Regions from separate parts of the Homo sapiens genome. Here region 2 is linked to region 1. The links are chromatin contacts, found by Hi-C or POLR2A ChIA-PET in ENCODE. All regions are on one chromosome and are shown on one strand. The core of a region is the stretch at or near the end of the contact, and the rest is flanking DNA. Distances in the headings are between cores, read along the strand shown.

Region 1 (6,420 bases), core at 104-2,603:
ACCCTTTGCCTGATTCCTAGGGTGTAATCTCTTAACCACTATGGTGCATTGCACCTGCTCACTCCAAGGCCTAAGAGGGAGAGGAGTGAAGGCCTAACAGGCACATCGTGATCGATGAGGAGGGCCTGGTGTGTGAGGGGTGTGCTGGGATTCCTGGGTCCCTTATGTAATTCAAACCCTGAGGTGGAAAGGAGGGAGGAAGTTTTGGATTTTAGGCAGAGTTGGGTGAACACCACTCCGTCTGGGCTGCTTTAAGAGCAGAGGACAGGGCCAGGAACACTGGCTCAAGCCTGTAATCCCAAGCTTTGGAAGGCTGAGAGGGAAGGATTGCTTGAACACTGGAGTTAGAGGCAAACCTGGGCGACATAGCTAGACCCCTCTCTACAAAACTTTATTTCTTTTTTGACACGGAGTCTTGCTCTGTCCCCAGGCTGGAGTGCAGTGGCGCGATCTTGGCTCACTGCAGTCTGTGTCTCCCGGGCTCAAGCAATTCTCCTGCCTCAGCCTCCCAAATAGTGGTGACTACAGGCGTGTGCCACCACGCCCGGCTAATTTTTGTATTTTTATTAGAGATGAGGTTTCACCATGTGCCCAGGCTGGTCTCGAACTCCTGACCTCAAGTGATCCACCCACCTCAGCCTCCCAAAGTGCTGGGATTACATGCGTGAGCCACCGTGCCCGGCCTCTACAAAACTTTAAAAAAAAAAAAAAATTGGCCGGTTGCAGTGGCTCACGCCTGTAATTCCAGCACTTTGGGAGGCCGAGGCAGGCGGATCGCTTGAACCCAGCAGTTGGAAACCAGGCTGGGCAACATGAGGAAACCTTGTCTCTACAAAAAAATTAAAAACAAATCAGCCAGGCGCGGTGGTCTGCGCCTGTGGTCCCAGCTACTAGGTGTAAGCCACCAAGGCTGACTGATTTTTAAAAATTTAGCTGGGAGGCTGAGGCGGGAGGATCTCTTGAGCCCAGAAGGTCGAGACTGCAGTGAGCCGCGATGGCGCCACTGCAGTCCAGCCTGAACGATAGAGCGAAATCTGCCTCAAAAACAAACCAACAAAACACCAGCAGAAGACAACTGAGGGAGGAAAAGGAAAATGGCACCGAAGTTGTTTTTATGTCGCCGCAACAGTGACACCCGCCGCCAGCTTGTCTTGACAGCGGAGATCCCGAACGCACTGCAATTTACAGCTCCAGGGGGCGTTCCTACAACCCCGACAGGTTAGCCGAGGGGCGGGGCGGGCGGGCCCCGGGGCGGGTTCGGCGTCCTCCTGCGCCAATGGGAGCACCCAAGCCCCTGCGCGGGAAGATGCCGATTGGTCAGTGCCGCCGGACGCTGCGGGGAGCTCGTGCGCGCGGCGCTTTTGGGGCGGAGCCTGCCACCGGCCGCCAGGGGGCGCGCCGAGACCACACTTTCATGGAGGCGGTGAAGGCGGAAGCGTGGGAGGGGGCCGCGGTGGCCCAGGACCTGCTGGCTCTGGGGTAAAAGGGTGTGCGGTGAGGCTGGTGGGTGCAGGAAGGCCAGGTCTGCCCCCTGGACGCGGACGAAAAGGGATTCCCAGTGACATCCCCGCCCCCTCCCGCTGCCTCGGTCCCCACAGGTATGGAGGTGTCCCGGGGGCGGCGTCGCGGGGCGCCTCATGCCCAGACTTCAGGGGGCTGTGCGTGCGGCTGGCGGCGGAGCTGGCGACGCTGGGCGCCCTCGAGCAGCAGCGAGAGGCGGGCGCGGAGGTGCTGAGCGCCGGCGACGGTAAACACGGAGCGGGAGGGTGGCAGGGGGGCCGCCACGGGGCCACCGAGCCCTGACACCCCTGTCCTCGCAGGCCCTGGCGCGGAGGAGGACTTTCTGCGGCAGCTCGGCAGCCTGCTGCGGGAGCTGCACTGCCCGGATCGCGCGCTCTGCGGCGGGGATGGCGCGGCTGCGCTTCGGGAACCCGGTGCCGGACTGCGCCTGCTGCGTGAGTCCCGGGATGCAGAAGTGGCAAGGCCATGGCCTCCGGAGCGGCGGGCTCTGACTTTTTAGGGGAAATCGAGGTTCCCAAGGGGTGTGGTCAGAACTTTGGGGCGGCCCAGAGGGTACGAGGTGGGTGGGGTGAGCATGTTGGGGCAAGCAGAGCGCTCTAAAATGGGCGGGGGTAGAATTTCGTTTTATTTTTTATTTATTTTATTATTATTATTTTTGAGATGGAGTTTCACTCTTGTTACCCAAGCTGGAGTGCAGTGGCGTGATCTCGGCTCACTGCAACCTCCACCTCCCAGGTTCAAGTGATTCTCTTGCCTCAGCCTCCCGAGTAGCTGGGATTACAGGCGCGCGACACCACACTCGGCTATTTTTAGTAGAAACGGGGTTTCACCATGTTAGCCAGGCAGGTCTCGAACTCCTGACCCCAGGTGATCTGTCCACCTCGGCCTCCCAAAGTGTTGGGATTACAGGCGTGAGCCCACCACGCCCGGCCCGGGGTTAGAATTTTAATTGGAGGGCCTAGGAGCTCAAGTGGGTTGGATTAGGAGGAAGGCTTGAGGTTTCAAAGTGGGCAGGAGTGGAATTCGTAGGAGGGGACAGGGTCTCAAGGTGGGGCTTACTCTGGAAGGCTTTAGGTGGGGGGGACTAGAAGGTGGAGGATTTTGTTTTGTTTTGTTTTTAAGTGGAGGTGGGGTCTCCCTATGTTGCCCTGTCTGGTCTTCAACTCCTGGCTTCAAGCGATCCTCCCACCTCAGCCTCCCAAGGTGTTGGGATTACAGGCTACAGGCATGAGCCACTGTGCCTGGGCAAAGGTGGAGGTTTTAAAGCCGGTGGAGCCTCTTTTTTTTTTGAAATGGAGTCTCGCCCTGTTGCCAGGCTGGAGTACAGTGACATGATCTCAGCTCACTGCAACCTCCAACTTCCTGGTTCAAGCGATTTTCCTGCTTCAGCCTCCCGAGTAGCTGGGATTACAAGCACTCACCACTATGTCCTGCTAATTTTTGTATTTTTAGTAGAGACACAGTTTCACCATGTTGGCCAGGCTGGTCTCCATCTCCTGACCTCGTGATCCGCCCGCCTCTGCCTCCCAAAGTGCTGGGATTACAGGTGTGAGCCACCGCACCCGGCCATCAGTGGAGCTTTTTGACCAAGATGGATGAGTGGGTAGCAGCCTCCCTGAGTGCACAGCACCCATTTATTACTTTCAGGCTTTCTCTGCTCAGAGCTCCAAGCCACCCGCCTCCTGTGCCTCCGCTCTCTGCTGGATCCGAGTCCTAGGCCACCCCTTGGTGAAGGGGTAGTGGAGGGAGCCGGCATGGTCCAAGAACTGGACCTTACCCTCCAAGCCCTGGGGCTGCCCAGACCTGCACCAGGGACCCCCGCCAGCCAGCTGCTGCAGGAGTTGCATGCTAAGGTAGAGAGTCAGAGTCCCCTCCCGACCTGGGCTACCCCACTTTCCTTGTGGGGGTGGGGGTCCTCTCTCCACTTCTGGAAGGAGTATTCCAACCACTGGCCTGTTTTTTCTGGAGCTGTGACTGGCATTCTCACATCTGTGGCCTAGGTCCTCAGGGGTGTGGGGAGCTGAGTTTACAGAGGGGCCCATCCTCTCTGCCCCAGTTGGCCTCTGACTTCTTCTCCCATCAGATCTCAGAGCTGCAGCCTTCTCTGCCCCCAGGGTCCCTGCAGCCCCTCCTCAGCTGCTCGCTAGATGCACCCAGATGGGTAAGACTGTGTGCGACTGACTGAATGTGAACTGTGTCCTCATCAGAGGTGGCAGTGAGAGGGACCCCTAGCCTGACCTTGAGACCTTTTCTCCCAGGAAGCGTTGGAGTCTCTGTCCCAAAGCCTCAGAGATCAGTACCGCTGCCGCCGCTGCCTCCTCCTCAAGCGCCTTGACCTCACTACATCTGCTTTCCACTGGAGTGACCGGGCAGAGGTGTGGTGGGCAGGGGACCATGCAGAATTGGAGAGGCCCAGTTGTGGGGGCTGCAGTTGCAGGGAGGAGGAATGAGGGCCAGGAGTATCACCCTCTTGCAGGTTCTCAGGCCATGGACATTTTATAATTTTTTGAGGTTTGGGGCTCCTAGAATCTCAGGGTCCCAGGGTATTGTTGAATTCCCAGCTCTGAGCTGGCAGTATATTCAGAGGCATACCCCATCATTTTTTTTTTTTTTTTGAGACGGGGTCTCACTCTGTTGCCAGGCTGGAGTGTGGTGGTGCGATCTCAGCTCACTGCAACCTCCGACTCCCGGGTTCAAGTGATTCTCCTGCCTCAGCCTCCTGAGTAGCTGGGATTACGGGCACATGCCACCATGCCCAGCTAATTTTTGTATTTTTAGTAGAGACAGGGTTTCACCATGTTGGCTAGGATGGTCTCGATCTCCTGACCTTGTGATCTGCCTGTCTTGGCCTCCCAAAGTGCTAGGATTACAGGCATGAGCCACTGCACCCAGCCTTTTTTTTTTATTTTTTATTTTTTGAGACGGAGTTTTGCTTTTGTTGGCCACGCTGGAGTGCAATGGTGCGATCTTGGCTCACCGCAACCTCCGCCTCCTGGGTTCAAGTGATTTTCTTGCCTCAGCCTCCCGAGTAGCTGGGATTTCAGGCATGCACCACCACGCCGGGCTAATTTTGTATTTTTTAGTACAGACAGGGTTTCTCCATGTTGGTTAGGCTGGTCTCAAACTCCCAACCTCAGGTGATCTGCCTGCCTTGGCCTTCCAAGGTTCTGGGATTGCAGGCATGAGCCACCACGCCTGGCCAAGTGTACCCCATCTTTAAGAGATACGAGCAGAGTCAGGCACAGTGGCTCATGCCTGTTATCCCAGCACTTTGGGAGGCCAAGGCAAGAGGATCACTTGAGCTCAGAAGTTTGAGACCACCTTGGGCAACATAGCAAGACCCCCGTCTCTACTAAAAATTAAAAAAAAAAAAATTAGCTGGGCATGGTGGCGCATGCTTGTCCATCTCAGTTACTCAGGAGGCTAAGGTAGGAGGATCACTTGAGCCCAGGAGATTGAGGCTGCAGTGAGCCACCATCACGCCACCACACTCCAGGCTGGGTGACAGCGAGACCCTGTCTCAAAAAATAAATATTTATTTGAGCTGTGGGCAGTGAGGTCTTGAATGGTAAAGTAATGCTTCCAAGATGACAGGTCCCACGTGGGGAAGGGCTCCAGGGTACCTTCTCTTACCTCCTCCCCACTCCAGGCCCAAGGAGAGGCCATGAGGGCAGTGCTGATCCCAATTCGAGAGGTTCTGACCCCAGAATCGGACATCTCCATTGCACACGTTCTGGCTGCCCGAGCCGACCTGTCTTGTCTCGTCCCAGCCACCAGCGTGGCTGTCCGCAGAGGGACCTGCTGTGCCATCAACAAGGTGGGCATCTGGGGTAGGGAAGGGCCCTGGCATCCTTGGCCTTCAGATTGGCCTTTCAGCCTCTGCTCCAGTCCAAGTTTCAGACTTACCACCTCTAATCCACCCACTAGACATGGCAGCTAGAAGGACCTCGCTCACACAAAAACTGACTGTGGACTCCCCAGCTCAGAATGCTTCCGTGGCTCCCTAATGATCTGAAAACAAAGTCTAGCTATTTACTGAGTCCCTGGCTACTTCTCCAGCTTGGGCTTAAAATCCTTCCCTATCACCAAACACTACCTATTTGTTGTTTTTTAACCTTTTTTTTTTTCAAGACAGAGTCTTGCTCTGTCACCCAGGCTGCAATGCAGTGGCTTGATCTTGGCTCACTGCAACCTCCACCTCCCGGGTTCAAGCGATTCTCCTGCCTCAGCCTACCGAGTAGCTAGGATTACAGGCACCCACCACCATGTCCGGCTAATTTTTGTATCTTTAGTAGTGACGGGGTTTCACCATATTGGTCAGGCTGGTCTTGAACTCCTGACCTTGTGATCTACCCGCCGTGGCCTCCTAAAGTGCTGGGATTACAGGTGTGAGAAACCGCACCCTTTTAACCATTTAAAAAAAAAAAACAAAGACAGAAATAGGCCAGGCACAGTGGCTCACGCCTGTAATCCCAGCACTTTGGGAGGCCGAGGCAGGCGGATCACGAGGTTAGGAGATCGAGACCATCCTGGCTAACACGGTGAAACCCCATCTCTACTAAAAATACAAAAAAAAAATTAGCCGGGCGTGGTGGCAGACACCTGTAGTCCCAGCTACTCAGGAGGCTGAGGCAGGAGAATGGCGTGAACCCAGGAGGCGGAGCTTGCAGTGAGCCAAGATGGCACCACTGCACTCCAGCCTGGGCGACAGAGCAAGACTCTGTCTCAAACAAACAAACAAACAAAAAACAGAAATACCCTCTGTTTTAGTGATTAGGTATCTAGCCGCATGCCTCTGTAAGTAGTCTTATGTAAAATGAGTATTAGGGAATAAAGTCTAACACAGCAACTATTGAGGCAAAATTTAAGTTAAGAAAAAAACTGAGCCCGAGGTGGGTG
Region 2 (6,344 bases), core at 3,580-6,079, 160 kb before region 1:
CTGGGAGACAGAGCAAGGCTCCGTCTCAAAAATAAATAAATAAAATAAATAAACATTTTATAAAAAGAAAGCAGACGGGCGCGGTGGCTGGCTGGGCGCGGTGGATCATGCCTGTAATCCCACCACTTTGGGAGGCCAAGGCAGGTGGATCACAAGGTCAGGAGATCGAGACTAGCCTGGCCAATATGGTGAAACCCCTTCTCTACTAAAAATACAAAACTTAGCTGGGCATGGTGGTGCGTGCCTGTAATCCCAGCTACTCGGAAGGCTGAGGCAGGAGAATTGCTTGAACCAGGGAGGTGGAGGTTGCAGTGAGCCAAGATCGAGCCACTGCACTCCAGCCTGGGCGACAGAGTAAGACTCTGTCTCAAAAAAAAAAAAAAAAAAAAAAGAGAAAAGAAAAGAAAATATTCGCTGGGCACGGTAGCTTATGCCTGTAATCCCAGCACTTTGGGAGGCCTAGGTGGGTGGATCACCTGAGGTTGGGAGTTTGAGACCATCCTGACCAACATGGAGAAACCCAATCTCTACTAAAATTACAGAACTGCCGGGCGTGGTGGCACCCGCCTATGATCCCAGCTACTCCAGAGGCTGAGGCAGGAGAATCACTTGAACCTAGGAGGCAGAGGTTGCGATGAGCTGAGATCACGCCATTGCACTCTAGCCTGGGCAACAAGAGCAAAACTCCATCTCAAAAGAAAAAAGAAAGAAAGAAAGCATTCAGGGGAGTGGGAGCCAGTGTTGCACCGGATGTAGCTGAGAGGTCAAGACAAGCAGGAGGTGTGATGTTGGACCCAACACCATGGGGACCCCGACAAGAGCATTTCCAGAGTAGGAACAGCAAGATGTGAACATTTGATTGGAAATGGTGTAAGAGAGAACTGAGAACGTCTCTTGTGAGAAATTTTGCTGTAAAAGGAAACGGAGAAATGGGGCTGGAGCTGGAGGAAGTCCAGAGAGTTTTTGTTGTGATTTTGTTTTAATGTGGAAGAAGTGACGATGTGTCTGTGTGCCCGTGGGAATGAGTACGTGGGGGCTGGGGACCTGCTGGAGCAATGACCTTCAGGAAGCAAGAGAAAATGGGGAAAATAGGCCAGGCACGGTGGCTCAATTTGGGAGGCCGAGGTGGGCAGATCACTTCAGCCCAGGAGCTCGAGACCAGCCTGGGCAACATGGCAAAACCCCGTCTCTACAAAAAAAAAAAAAAAAAAAAAAAAGGTAGCCGGGCATGATGGCACGTGCCTGTAATCCCAGCTACTACTTGGGAGGTTAAGGTGGGAGGATCATCTGAGCCCGAGGAGGTTGAGGTTTCAGGGAGCCATGATGGTGCCACTGCACTCCAGCCTGGGTGACAGAGACCCCATCTCAAAAAAGAAAAAAAAAAAAAAGAAAATGGGGGAAATCCCCAAGGGGGGTGACGTTAGAGACAGCTGATCCATCCCAACAGGACCCAAAAGCACTTACCAGCACAGAAGCCAGGAGGTGGGGCAGTCGGCAGGAGACGAGGGAATTAGGGTGTTCTCTTCTAGTGAAGCTTGTGAGCAAGGATGGGGAAAGGAGAGAGACACACTTGGAACCCTCACTATGAGCAAGGGAGGTATGGAGCGTGGCTCCCACCCCAGTGGACGCCTGGAGGGGAGGGTCAGGAATTTAAAGTGAAAACTTGTGTTTCCTCCAACCATGCTAACCAATGAGGGCACACACTTGCAGAAGACAGAGAGTTGCCAGCACTTTGGGAGGCCTAGGGGGGCGGATCACCTGAGGTCAGGAGTTCGAGACCAGCCAGGACAATATGGCAAAACCCCATCTCTACTAAAAATACAAAAATTAGCCGGGCATGGTGGCACACGCTTGTAATCCAGCTACTTAGGAGGCTGACGCACAAGAATCACTTGAACCCGGAAAGCAGAGATTATAGTGAGTCAAGATTGCGCCACTGCACTCCAGCCTGGGCAAAAAGAGTGAGACTCTGTCTCAAAGAAAAAAAATACAAGGGGAAGGGAATGAGACACCACCTTTTGATGGGAGAGTGAGAAATAATTTGGCATGTCACAGTGATATTCTCTTCCATTTTCCATAATCAACTCCATTGGTGTTTTTTGTTGTTTTTTTTGTGTTTTTTGAGACGGAGTCTCCATCTGTCACCCAGGCTGGAGTGCAGTGGTGTGATCCCGGCTCACTGCAACCTCCACCTCCCGGGTTCAAGCAATTCTCCTGCCTCAGCCTCCCGAGTAGCTGGGATTACAGGTGCATGCCACCACGTCCTGCTAATTTTTTGTATTTTAGTAGAGACGGGGTTTCACCGTCTTGCCCAGGCTGGTCTCAAACTCTTGAGCTCAAGCAATCCACCTGCCTCGGCCTCCCAAAGTGCTAGGATTACAGGTGTGAGCCACTGCGCCCAGCCAACTCAATTGTTATACTCTACATTTAGGTCTTTATTCTATCTGGAGTCTATTTTTGTATGTGCTGCTACATAGGGACACTTTAGTAGGATTATTTTTAAATTTTTTAAAAAATTTCAATAGTTTTGGGGTACAGGTGGTTTTTGGTTACATGGATAAGCTCTTTTTTTTTTTTTTTTTTTGAGATGGAGTCTTGCTTTGTCACCCAGGCTGGAGTGCAGTGGCGCGATCTCGGCTCACTGCAAGCTCCGCCTCCCGGGTTCATGCCGTTCTCCTGCCTCAGCCTCCTGAGTAGCTGGGACTACAGGCGCCCGCCACCATGCCTGGCTAATTTTTTTGTATTTTTAATAGAGACGGGGTTTCAACATATTAGCCAGGATGGTCTCAATCTCCTGACTTCGTGATCCACCCGCCTCGGCCTCCCAAAGTGCTGGGATTACAGGCGTGAGCCACCGCGCCTGGCATGGATAAGTTCTTTAGTGGTGACTTCTGAGATTTTAGTGCACTTGTCACTGGAAGAGTGTACACTGTATCCAGTATGTAGTCTTTATCCCTCACCACCTCCCAACCTTCCCTGCCCCAAGTCCCAGAGTCCATTATATCATTCTTATGCCATTGTGTCCTCATACCTTAGCTCCCGCTTACAAGTGAGAACATACGGTTTGTGGTTTTCCATTCCTCAGTTACTTTACTTAGAATAATGGCCTCCAAGGCTGGGCGCGGTGGCTCACGCCTGTAATCCCAGCACTTTGGGAGGCCAAGGTGGGTGGATCACATGAGGTCAGGAGTTCGAGACCAGCCTGACCAATATGATGAAACCCCTTCTCTACTAAAAATACAAAAAAATTAGCCGGGCGTGGTGGTTCATGCCTGTAATCCCAACTACTCAAGAGGCTGAGGCAGGAGAATTGCTTGAACCCAAGCGGCACAATCTCGGCTCACTGCAACCTCCGCCTCCTGGGTTCAAGCAATTCTCCTGCCTCAGCCTCCCAAGTAGCTGTGATTACAGGCATGCACCACTACACTCTGCTAATTTTTGTATTTTTACTAGACATGGGGTTTCACCATGTTGGTTAGGCTGGTCTCGATCGCCTAACCTCAGGTGATCCACCCGCCTCAGCCTCCCAAAGTTCATCTGGAATTTTGATGAAGATTGCTGTGGGCGGGCACAGTGGGCAGCAGCGAGACTTCGTCTAAGGAAAAAAAAATTAGGTGTGATGACACGTGCCTGTAGTCCTAGTTACTTGGGAGGCTGAGGTGGGAGGATCACCTGAGCTCAGGAGTTTGAGGGTGCAGTGAGCTATGATGGTTCCACTGCACTCCAGCCTGGGCAACAGAGTGAGACCGTGTCTCAAAAAAAAGTTCTGCCCATCAACCAATGAGTGCATAAAGGAAATGTGGTACATATACAGCCGTTAAAAGGAATGAAATCATGTATTTTGCAGCCACTTGGATGGAGCTGGAGACATTATTCTTTTTTTTGTTTGTTTGAGAGGAAGGTCTTGCTCTGTGGCCCAGGCCAGAGTGCAATGGCAGGATCTCGGCTCACTGCAAACTCTTGGGCAGATCATGAGGTCAGGAGTTCGAGACCAGCCTGACCAACATGTCGAAACCCCGTCTCTACTAAAAATACAAAAATTAGCCGGGCATGGTGGCGCGTGCCTGAAATCCCAGCTACTGAGGAGGCTGAGGCAGGAGAATCGCTTGAACCCGGGAGGCGGAGATTGCATTGAGCCGAGATCATGCCACTGCACTCCAGCCTCAGTGACAGAGCGATTCTCAGTCTCAAAACAAACAAACAAACAAAAACCACTTCAAGCCGGGCATGATGCGGGTGCCTGTAGTCCCAGGTACTCAGGAGGCTGAAGCAGGTAGGATCGCTTGAACTCAGGATTTCGAGGCTGCAGTGAGCTATCATAGTGCTGCTGTGCTCCAGCCTGGGCGACAGAGCAAGACCCCTTTCTAAAAAAAAAAAAAAAAAAAAAAAAAAAAGATAAGATATGAAAACAAAACAGCCGGGTGCGGTGGCTCACGCTTGTAATCCCAGCACTTTGGGAGGCCGAGGTGAGTGGATTACCTGACGTCAGGAGTTTGAGACCAGCCTGACTAATATGGTGAAATCCCGTCTCTACTAAAAATACAAAAATTAGCCAGGCATGGTGGCGCGTGTGTAGTCCCAGCTACTCAGGAGGCTGAGGCAGGAGAATCGCTTGAACCTGGGAGGTGGAAGTTGCAGTGAGCCGAGATCGCGCCATTGCGCTCCAGCATGGGGGACAAGAGCAAAAACTCTGTCTCAAAAAACAAACAAAGAAACAAAACAGAAAAAGTAAAAAGGAGAAACGAAAATTAAAAAAAAAAAACAAAACAAAGAAATAAAATAAAATAAAACCAATTCACATAGCCACGAGGGGGCGCTGAGGCCTCACGTCCACACGTAGAGGGCTGCGGTGCTTGGAGACAACGTGGCCACCTGGGAGTACGGTTCTTGGGCAAGCGCCTACTGTGCGCCCGGCGCCGTTCTACACAGGAACACAGCGCTTTTCAAGGTAGGCGAGGAGCTAATATTCTGAAGATGGTGGTGGGGGGCGGTGAACAGACAATAGAATAGACAGACCAGAGTGTAATATTTTTTTTTTTGAGATAGGGTGTTGCTGTGTTTCCCAGGCTGGAGTGCAGTGGTGCAATCATAGCTCACTGCAGCCTCAAACTCCTGGGCTCAAGCAATACTCCCACCTCAGCCTCCAGAGTAACTAAGAACACAGGCATGCACCACCACGTCTAGCTAATTTTATTTTTTGTAGAGACAGGGTCTCCCCTGGGCTGGTCTGGAACTCCTGGCCTCAAGTGATCCTCCTACCTCGGCCACTCAACGTGCTAGGATTACAGGCATGAGCCACCACGCCTGGCCAATAAATTCTATAAAAAAATAAATAAATCAGCAGGGCACGGTGGCTCACACCTGTTATCTCAGCACTTTGGGAGGCCGAGACAGGTGGATCATGAGGTCAGGAGTTCAAGACCAGGCTGGCCAGGATGGTGAAACCCTGTCTCTACTAAAAATACAAAGAAATTAGCTGGGCGTGGTGGCAGGTGCCTATAATCCCAGCTACTCGGGAGGCTGAAGCAGAGAATTGCTTGAACCCAGGAGGTGGAGGTTGCATTGAGTAGGGATCATGCCACTGCACTCCAGCTTGGGCAACAGAGTGAGACTCCGTCTCCAAAAAAATTAAAATCAATCAATCGATCGATCGGTCAAGTGACAGGATAGTGACTGAGGGTGCTCCTTAGATTAGGTGCTGCAGAACACCTCTCTGAGATGACATCTACATGATGGTGAGGATGAGAGAAACACGGGGAGAACTGCAGGCAGAGGCAATGTGGCCACGGGTCATGGAGGGGCCGGTAGGTGGGTCTGAGGACGGGAGAGAAGCTGGTGTGGGTGAGGGTCAGACAGCAGAGGGCTGAAGGCAGGAAGGTGACAGGGCGCAGTGTGGCCAGGAGGACTACCAAGGAAAGGCTGTGAAAAGTGGTGACTGTGAAAAGTGGTGACATGAAATGTCTTCAGGATGGGTTTTAATTTTTTATTTATTTAGTTTTTTTGAGACGGAGTCTCGCTCTGTCACCCAGGCTGGAATGCAGTGGCGCGATCTCCACTCACGGCAAGCTCCGCCTCCTGGGTTCACTCCATTCTCCTGCCTCAGCCTCCTGAGTAGCTGGGAGTACAGGCACCTGTCACCACGCCCGGCTAATTGTTTTGTATTTTTAGTAGAGGCGGGGTTTCACCTTGTTAGCCAGGATGGTCTCGATCACCTGACCTTGTGATCCGCCCGCCTCGGCCTCCCAGTGTTGGGATTACAGGCGTGAGCCACTGGGCCCTGCCTCCCCGCCCCCCGCCCCGAGACGGAGTCTCGCTCTGTCGCCCAGACTGGAGTGCAGTGGCAT

The links. A loop is a pair of places that touch in the nucleus more often than their neighbours do. ChIA-PET counts read pairs that join two places held with the same protein, here RNA polymerase II (POLR2A). Pooled maps may share reads with other maps.
Region 2: a map of CD8-positive, alpha-beta T cell shows a loop between it and region 1 (24-fold over the local background). The contact joins the enhancer-like site here to the promoter of FAM98C in region 1. A Hi-C loop is called at or near these places in 10 of 168 maps with a recorded cell type or tissue (A673, B cell, CD8-positive, alpha-beta T cell and 7 more), 3 of 37 single-sample maps with no recorded cell type and 13 of 50 pooled maps. POLR2A ChIA-PET finds 5 or more read pairs at or near these places in 9 of 52 experiments (A549, AG04450, HCT116 and 6 more).

Annotation. Positions count from the first base shown.
Region 1 is chr19:38,401,740-38,408,159 of GRCh38, forward strand. It overlaps FAM98C (family with sequence similarity 98 member C), which reads left to right and starts at 1,354. Exons shown (of 8, transcript NM_174905.4): 1 at 1,354-1,479; 2 at 1,599-1,747; 3 at 1,821-1,955; 4 at 3,169-3,374; 5 at 3,605-3,682; 6 at 3,780-3,896; 7 at 5,171-5,338. The coding sequence starts at 1,415. RefSeq lists silencers at 1,141-1,470, 1,661-1,860.
Region 2 is chr19:38,239,187-38,245,530 of GRCh38, forward strand. No RefSeq gene overlaps it. Among named protein-coding and RNA genes, the nearest start is that of PPP1R14A, 14 kb to the right of the region's middle. RefSeq lists an enhancer at 5,058-5,934. Within about 2 kb of position 4,830, at least 5 of the 41 ENCODE cell types and tissues checked have a DNase peak (open chromatin) inside an H3K27ac peak, as active enhancers do.